2 separate regions of the Homo sapiens genome follow, and region 1 is linked to region 2. A link is a contact called in ENCODE Hi-C or POLR2A ChIA-PET data. All regions are on one chromosome and are shown on one strand. Each heading gives the region's core, a stretch centred on a gene start or an enhancer-like site at or near the end of the contact. The rest is flanking DNA. Distances are from core to core; before and after follow the strand shown. Region 1 has its middle 37 kb from the start of ZBTB7C. Region 2 overlaps CTIF (cap binding complex dependent translation initiation factor).

Evidence for each region. A loop is a pair of places that touch in the nucleus more often than their neighbours do. ChIA-PET counts read pairs that join two places held with the same protein, here RNA polymerase II (POLR2A). Pooled maps may share reads with other maps.
Region 1: a pooled map shows a loop between it and region 2 (2.5-fold over the local background). The contact joins two enhancer-like sites. A Hi-C loop is called at or near these places in 1 of 50 pooled maps. POLR2A ChIA-PET finds 5 or more read pairs at or near these places in 2 of 52 experiments (OCI-LY7 and activated CD4-positive, alpha-beta T cell).

What each region holds. Positions count from the first base shown.
Region 1 is chr18:48,444,031-48,447,892 of GRCh38, reverse strand. No RefSeq gene overlaps it. Among named protein-coding and RNA genes, the nearest start is that of ZBTB7C, 37 kb to the right of the region's middle. RefSeq lists an enhancer at 2,061-2,355. Within about 2 kb of position 1,317, at least 2 of the 41 ENCODE cell types and tissues checked have a DNase peak (open chromatin) inside an H3K27ac peak, as active enhancers do.
Region 2 is chr18:48,560,671-48,565,010 of GRCh38, reverse strand. The region is part of intron 1 of CTIF (cap binding complex dependent translation initiation factor); the gene reads right to left. Among named protein-coding and RNA genes, the nearest start is that of CTIF, 24 kb to the right of the region's middle. Within about 2 kb of position 1,781, at least 2 of the 41 ENCODE cell types and tissues checked have a DNase peak (open chromatin) inside an H3K27ac peak, as active enhancers do.

The sequences.
Region 1 (3,862 bases), core at 68-2,567, 120 kb after region 2:
GCCATCATCACCTTGGGTGCTGCATGAAATGAGACTTGAGAGAAGGGCAGGGGCTGGAGCATGAAGAGTGTTAGAGGCCAGATGAGGGAGCTGGGCCTTCATCATGAGGTCAATGGAGAGCCATGGAGGAGTTTAGAGGAAGGAGTTAGTCCTCATCCTTATCTTGGAATAGAAGGCTCTAAGCACAGAGAAGTGAGGTCACCCTTCCCGGAACACACATAACTGGATAAGGTGGCTCTGGGATGGAAACTGAGGTCTTCAGATTCCTATCCTCGTTACTATGAGCTTTCTCCTGAATAACAACAGGAGACATTTACTGGGCATTTTCTCAGATACCAACCCACTTATCTTTCAAAACAACCCTGGAGGTAGGCAATATTATGACTCTCATTTTACAGACAAGGACCCCAAGGCACAAAGGGGTTAAGGAACTTGTCTGAGGTTACATGGCTAGAAAGTGGTAGAGCCGGGATTGGAACCCAGGCAGCCTGGATCAGGAGTCCGTGGAGTCAACCAGTGTGCTCCAGGGCCTTGCTAAGTCCTCCAGCCATGTGAATAGATGGGTGGGAGAACCGGGACTAGTTTCTACGGTGTTTGCGGAGCCGAGTCAGCTCTGTACCTGCCTGTACTCAGACCCCCATACTTTTCCTGCATCCTTAGTCCATTCCCACTGAGACCCCCACTGCAGTAGACATCGAAGGAACAAGAAGCGCAGCGGAAAATTAGACGCAAGAATTGCCTCCCCAGGAAGATATTCAAAGCTGCTTCTTAACTTGTTGCGCCCCCAGATCCCTCAGATCTTGAGTGCCCTGGGGAGCCGCCGTGCCCTCTCGGCCATAAGCAGAACACAGAGCGGCGGCCTCTTGTGCGGTTTGATCATGTGAACCATCCCGGTTGAAAAAATGAAGGGTATCGAATTAGGAATGAAAATGATTCTTTCCCCAAGCTCTGAATGCACTCCAAAATCCCTAGGGGGAGGCTTGGGTTTGTGTTGGCAAAGGAGGAGCTGGTGGAAATGTCTGCAACTCAGTCTCACGCTTCCTCCTTCTCCCTGACTGATTGCCTTAACAGGCGCCGAGGCTCTCCAGCCGACAGGCCACCAGAGGGCACCCACAGACAGGGCTGGCAGTCTCGGGCGGGCAGGCGGGTTAGCGTCCTCTGAGAAGGCCGGGGTCGGATGTCGTGGCACTGCAGAGAGAAAAGCATACACAGGAGCCGAAACACACTGAGCAGGCCCAGGACGCGAGAACGTGGATCTGGAGCCACACCCAGCCCGTGGCCTTCCCATGCAATGGCTGTGACAACTCTCCGGTTCTGTGGCCTATGCACCAAAACAATACCTGTGGGCTCTGTCTCAGTGTCAAACTGGGATTATGTTTTTGTTTCCAAGATTAATTTGAAAAAGGTGACTGGGCATGGTGGCTCACGCCTGTAATGCTAGCACTTTGGGAGGCTGAGGCAGGAGGATCCCTTGAGCCCAGGAGTTCAAGACCAGCCTGGGCAACATAGGGAGATCCTGTCTCTATTTAAAGTTTTTTTTTTTTTTTAATTTTGAAAAAATAATTTAAAAAGAAAAAAGAAAAAGGCAAGTCCTCTGTAGATGTGTAAAGACCACAGCTAGAAGTGACTACAGATACTACTTTATTAACCACCATGAGGGTCAACTGACCCAGGCCCCCAAAGTTAATTATCCAAACCCTGGCGACATTGGCTAGTGGTGGTTTTAGCCCAAACATACACATATGTACCCACATCTCCCATGTGTTTATCACACTGAATGAGAATTACCTCCTTATTTACATGGGGACCTGAAGAGCAGGAACCATATCCTGTGAATCTCTGTTCCCAGTTGAACTTTAATGTATGTCAAACATATATAGAACATTTGGTTCCATTTCTCCAGCAAAGCCTGGAAGACAAGAAACATGATGCTTTTGTGGATTCCAAGTAGAGAAAACCTTCCTGTTCTGTGGCCTGGGATTATTTCCAACTAGGCAGGTCCATGATTTTAGGACGGCGGTCAGCAAACTATATACCTAAGCCAAATCTGGTCCGTTGCCTGTTTTTGTAAGTAAAGTTTTATTGGAACACAGCTATGCACATTCATTTACTTACTATCTATGTCTGCTTTTGTGCTACAGCAGCAGGGTTAAGCAGTTGCAACAGAGACCATATTGCCCCACCTACACTGAATGTTTGCTCTCTGGCCCTTTACAGAAACAGTCTGCTGACCCCTGCTGGAGGAGGACACAATAGCAGCCTTGGGATGTGGCTGGCAGGAGAGCTCCTCCTTGCTTCACTGTGGTGATGGTGGGGCCAGCAGAGCCCCCAAGGGATGCTAGCCATGCCTTGGGTGTGCTATGGGTATGTGAAATCTGCTTCGTGGGGACAGCCTTGCTGAGAAGCCAAGGGTCCTGCACAAGTCCTTCCAGTTCTTGATACCCAGCTGCAGTGCTAGAGTACCTGTACCCTAGCACAGCCTGGGAGGGTCTGGACATCTTAGATCAGCTTCATTCTCTCTCTCTCTCTCTTTAAACATTAAAAAAAGAACATTTTATTGAGATATAATCCACACATTTAAAGCATAAACTTCAGTCCCTTATCTCTTAACCTACTTGTCTTGTGACTCTTTTCCCTTTCGTTTCCTTAAGCTACACCTGTATAAACTTGTTCCCTGCAAAGATTTCAGTGAATTTATTCACAATCAGGTGTAAGTGACGAATAATAGTAGGATCCCTAGAATCTCAGGATGACCCATCCCATGTTGTATGCTTTTGTCTCAGGTAGAGTTTTTCCCAAGTACACACTGGGATGGAGTTTGGGGTACAGAAGAAGACATCAAACAGGGAGGCAGACCAAACAAAGCCTTAGCCAGCCTAGCTCTTGCCTAGATGTCCAGGCTTCTGTGCTTGTCCAGACCTCTCTCAGTCACCAGATGCAAGTGCCCCAGGAGAGGAGGCTCCCTGCAGGGGAGGCCAACCCTGAAGAGCTGACCCTGGAGGCTTTCTGCGGACCACACTCCCCACAGCTGGATAGCGAGCCCTTCCCTGAAGGGGATCTAGAAGCTGTGTTTCCATGTGCACCTCACCCTTTTAAAGGATCCCATAACCCAGTGACCCTCCAGCACCCCACTGATAGGAGGACTCTCCCAGGACCAGGGCACCCTCTTTCTACAGAGGCAGCCCATCCCCATTTCACAAGGTGCTGGGCTTCCCTCTGCTGAGCTAAAATCTGCACTCCTAAAATGCAGGAGTGCTAGTCTAGGTTCTGCCCTTTGGAGCTACACAAATCAAAAACCCATTCCCATGATGACTATTGGGAGCATCTCCCAGCCCACTCCCATCCTGATCTCTCCATTCATTCCCCATGTGACATACGTCCGTGATCTCTGTCCAGATCATTGCTGTTTAGTCCAAATCCCTCTGACATATGGTTCCAGCTCTGAATGCAGTTCTCCAGGAGGCCTGCTTAGTGCTGAGACTAAGTCCTTCTTGCTCTGAAGGACACAGTCAAATCACAGTGTTGACTCAACTGAAGTTTACCAAAATCCTCAGCCACCAGCCACTGCTGATCCAAAGAGCCACGGACTGTCCTGCTGTAATTGACTCTCAGACACAAGTAAAGAATTTTGTATTTGTCTCAGTTTTTTTCTAACTTTTAGCCCCTTCCCAAGGGAATTTGCATTTTAACAGAAAAGGATGAATATCTGAGAAGGGATTCCTGGATGGATCAAAAGATGAATTTTCAGCCCTGGGTGTTCCTGCAAACACCCACAGATTAGTGCTTATTAGTGCTTCTTTTTTGTTTTTTTGTTTTTGTTTTTGTTTTTGTTTTTGTTTTGAGACGGAGTCTTGCTCTGTCA
Region 2 (4,340 bases), core at 532-3,031:
TAATGAGAAAGAGGTGATTCTTCCCTTAAAATTTATCTCAATATCAGGGTGGCATCATATTTTCAATAACATTAAGTTGTTTAAAACAAGCCGACCAGGCTTGGTGGCTCACATCTGTAATCCCACCACTTTGGGAGGCTGAGGCAGGAGGATTGCTGGGGCCCAGGGGTTCAAGACCAGCCTAGGGAACAAGGTGAGACCCCCCATCTCTACAAAAAAATAAAATTAGCTGGGTATGGTGGTGTGCGCCTGTGGTCCCAGCTCCTCGGGAGGCTGAGGTGGAAGTATTACTTGACCCCAGGAAGTCGAGGCTGCAGTAAGCTGTGTTCGCACCACTGCACTCCTGCCTGGGTGACAGAACAAGACCCTGTCTCAAAACAAAACAAAACAAAAACCTACACAACCACCTACACCAAGAAGGTAACCTCAATGAGAACTAAGCTTCTGTTTTCCAAAATATCTCCCCAAACTAAACAGCTTCATTTTATTCAAGTACCTAATGTTCTGTCAATAGTTAACTATTAGATGAAAGAGGGCAAATATTCTCCCAGGATAAGCCACAGGAGAGCCAGGCTTTGGGGACCTTCACAGAGGCCTAGCGAAGGCCGCCTGCAGCAGGTGGGGCTGTCCCCGGGCTGTGACACGGAGCTGTACTCATCTACCCTTCCCCAGCAAGGCCTCCATCCACACATGGGAAGCTCCCTCCACCACCCACAGAGGTCCGGTCCTGCTTGCACCCAGGTGGCAGGCAACACGTCTGGGTACCACCTACGGCCACAAAACCACTTTTCTCTGTAGAACAATCTTCTAGCCTCTAGGACACCCGATGCCTAAGTCCTTGCCCCTAAGATAGACAGGACCATGGGGAATGCAGCTGCCAGGAAGGAACACTTCAGAAAAGCTGGCTCCTGAAAATGAGGAAAACCCCAATTTGGCTAAACCAAGGGAGAGCCAAGTGTGGTCTGAAAGCAGCCATATAGAGAGCAGCCTTTCCCCCAGATCAAAAATCTCCAGCAGAGATGAAACTGAGATTCCGGGTTCTCAGGAAGTCTTTGAGCCTTTTGAGGGGGTAGGGGACTGGTGCTGATGGCTGGGGCGGGGAACAGGGCCAGAGACCACAAGCAAGAGGGAAGCACCTGGGAAGACCCCACCCCACTCAATCTCAGGGGTCCCAAATCTTACTGTGTCAGGCACAGGCCAACCAAGGAGAAAACAGAGACAGCAAAAACCTTAGAACAGGGCCAGGCACGGTGGCTCACGCCTGTAATCCCAGCACTTTGGAAGGCTGAGGCAGGCAGATCACCTGAAGTTAGGAGTTCAAGACCAGCCTGGCCAACATGGCCAAACCCTGTCTCTACTGAAAATACAAAAATTAGCCAGGTGTGGTGGTGTGCACCTATAATCCCAGCTATTCAGGAGACTGAGGCAGGAGAATTGCTTGAACCCAGGAGGTGGAGGTTGCAGTGAGTCAAGATCGCGCCACTGCACTCCAGCCTGGGTGACAGAGTAAGAATCTGTCCAAAAAACAAAACAAAACAAAACAAAAAAAACCTTAGAACAGGAGACCCTTCTGTACAGGGCAGAGGAGCTGCAGGCCAGAGTGGGGTCCCATAGGGAAACTGAGTAGATACCATAGTTGAAACTGTCTCCCAAGATCCCAGAGAGATGAATACAAAAGTCACCTTCAAACCACTACCAAGATTGAGGTCAGCTTTTCACTGGCAGGAAAGTGAGTCACCCCAGCCTTTCCTGCTCCTAGTACAGTTTACATCCCCAAGGGTGGAGGAGGCTGGGTGTCATCCCTGCAGACTAACCAGTCCCTTATGGGAATGGTGGGGGTGGAGGAGGGGCCAATCAAGTCACTAATCTGCAAACAGGGAGCATCCTAAGAAAGGGCCGGTCTGCAGCCCCAGGCTCCCACCTGCCCAAGAGGCGGGTGCTATGCTAAAGCTCCTAAATGCCCCCCAGGCTATGTGGGGTCATTTGCAGGAGGAAGCAGGGAAGGTGACATTCAGCGTGAATCTCCTTTCAGCGTCAATATCTTTTCAGTGTGAAGTGTCATTTCAGTGTGCAGTCTCCTTTGCTGATTTTTATGACAAGAGTCTAAGGCAAATCACTCTGGCCCAGGGAACTGGTTCCAATAGATTACTGGTTTTCATATTTGTGTGGGGCATGGCAACTATTGAAATATGTCTTCCTTTCAGTTACGGTTTTGAAATGTGGACCTAAGTCTCTAGCACTCATTTTTATCAGGCATAATTATGATCATGCTCGATAAAAATGAGTCTATTTGTCTGGAGTCCTCAGTCCCAGAGAACAGTGCTTTCTACAGTTCTTGGCCTGCATAAGTTCCCAACAACCAGGATCAATTCCTCTTGTAGCAACCAAAACAAACTGATGTCCCCTCTCCAAGCTTAGAAGCCTAATTTGCCAGATGTTATAGCCTCCAGAGGTTGCCAGAGATGGCCCTGAGATCCCGGGGGGCTGCAGAAAGAAGAGTCAACAGGCAAGGGGGAGATGCTGACCATGCCACATCAGTTCTAGTTAGTGGGGCCTGCTCCACCCAGTTTTTATATAAGGCCACCAGTGAGAGGCAGCATGGCCCAGTGGATAAGAAGGCAAACTCTAGAGCAGGACTCCTGAATTCAAATTTTGCCTTTGCCACTTAGTAGCTGTGTGACCTGAGGCAAGTTACTTAACCTCTCTGTTAACTCTGCCTCAGTTTTCTCCTCTCTAAAATGTGGGTGATGATACTACTGCTCATCTCATAATGTTTTCATAAGGATTAAGCAGTAAGTTAACAGTTTTAAAGCACTTGGTACAGTGCCAGGCACATGCCAAGTGCTGTGAGAATTGCTTTTATTGTTAAAAATAAAGAAGAGTTGTTTCCAGAAAAAAAACAGTATGGCTAAAATGAAGTTGAAAACCATTGTTTTAGATCAGGGGTGAGCAAGTGTTTTCTGTAAATGGCCAGACAGTAAATATGTTAGGCCTTGTGAGCCATATGTTCTTTTTTTTGTAACCAGCCAAAAGCAACCGTAGATGTACGTGAAGAAACAGGCATGACTGTGTTCCAGTAAAACTTTCATTTAGAAAAACAGGCATTGGGCTGGAGTTAGTCTGCAAGTTGTAGTTTGCCAACCCCCAGCCTAGACCAAATTCCCTATTTTACCGATGAGAAAAATAGAGTGGGGGTAATTATCTGACACAGCTGGAAGCCAGGTCTTGGTCCTCCTAGACCAGGGCACTTTCTAAAATCAAGTGCCCCAGGAAGGAAAAGAGAAGTAGTCAACAGTTCATTCAGAATATAGACACACTTCCACTGTGTTCTGCCAGGGGACAAGGACACCCTGAGAAAAAGTGACACTGAGGCCATTGCTTTCCATCAGTGATACTTTGGGCTTCCTGAAAGTGGGGCACAGGGATGGAGTGTCCCCTGATCCATCTCTGCAGCCCCCAGCAGCCAGCACAGGGTCTTGCCACAGTGGAGTTTCTCTGAGAAGGGTCTTAACTGTGGATGGTCTTGCTGCGAAAGACTCCGTTGCTGCAAAGCCAAGAGCCTGCACTTCCCAGTCTCAGCAATTTCTGGGAATGGCTGAAGAAATAAAGCTCCACTATATGCCCAGGACAAGGGGGAGCCACTTTTAAATTATTAGCCACTTTTAAAGAATTAGCATATAAAAGGGGCTTCAAGCAAAACATTTACTAACTATAACTGAGCTCAAATGATACAAGCAAGTTTTTATAAACACTCCTTTTTTTTTTTTTTTTTTTTGAGACAGAGTCTCACTGTCGCCCAAGCTGAAATGCAGTGGCACAATCTTGGCTCACTGCAACCTCCACACGCCAGGTTCAAGTGATTTCCTGCCTCAGCCTCCCATGTAGCTGGGATTACTAGCATGTGCTACCACACCCGGCTAATTTTTGTATTTTTAGTAGAGATGGGGTTTGGCCATGTTGGCCAGGCTGGTCTCGAACTCCTGACCTCAAGTGATCTGCCTGCCTTAGCTTCCCAAAGTGCTAGGATTACAGGCGTGAGCCACTGCACCCAGCCAAACATTTCTTTTTCACTCCTCCACAAAAGACTGCAAGTAGAAGATGAATCTAAACCTCAGGGAAGGTCTGTAATAAGGAAGGATAGGCCGGGCAGTGGTTCATCCCTAGAATCCCAGCACTTTGGGAGGCCAAGGTGGGAGGATCACTGGAGCCTAGGAGATCGTGACCAGCCTGGGCAACGTGGTGGAACCCTGTCTCTACAAAAAATACAACAAATTTTGTGGGGTACAGTGGTGTGAGCCTGAAGACCCAGCTCCTCAGGAGGCTGAGGAGGGAGGATGGCT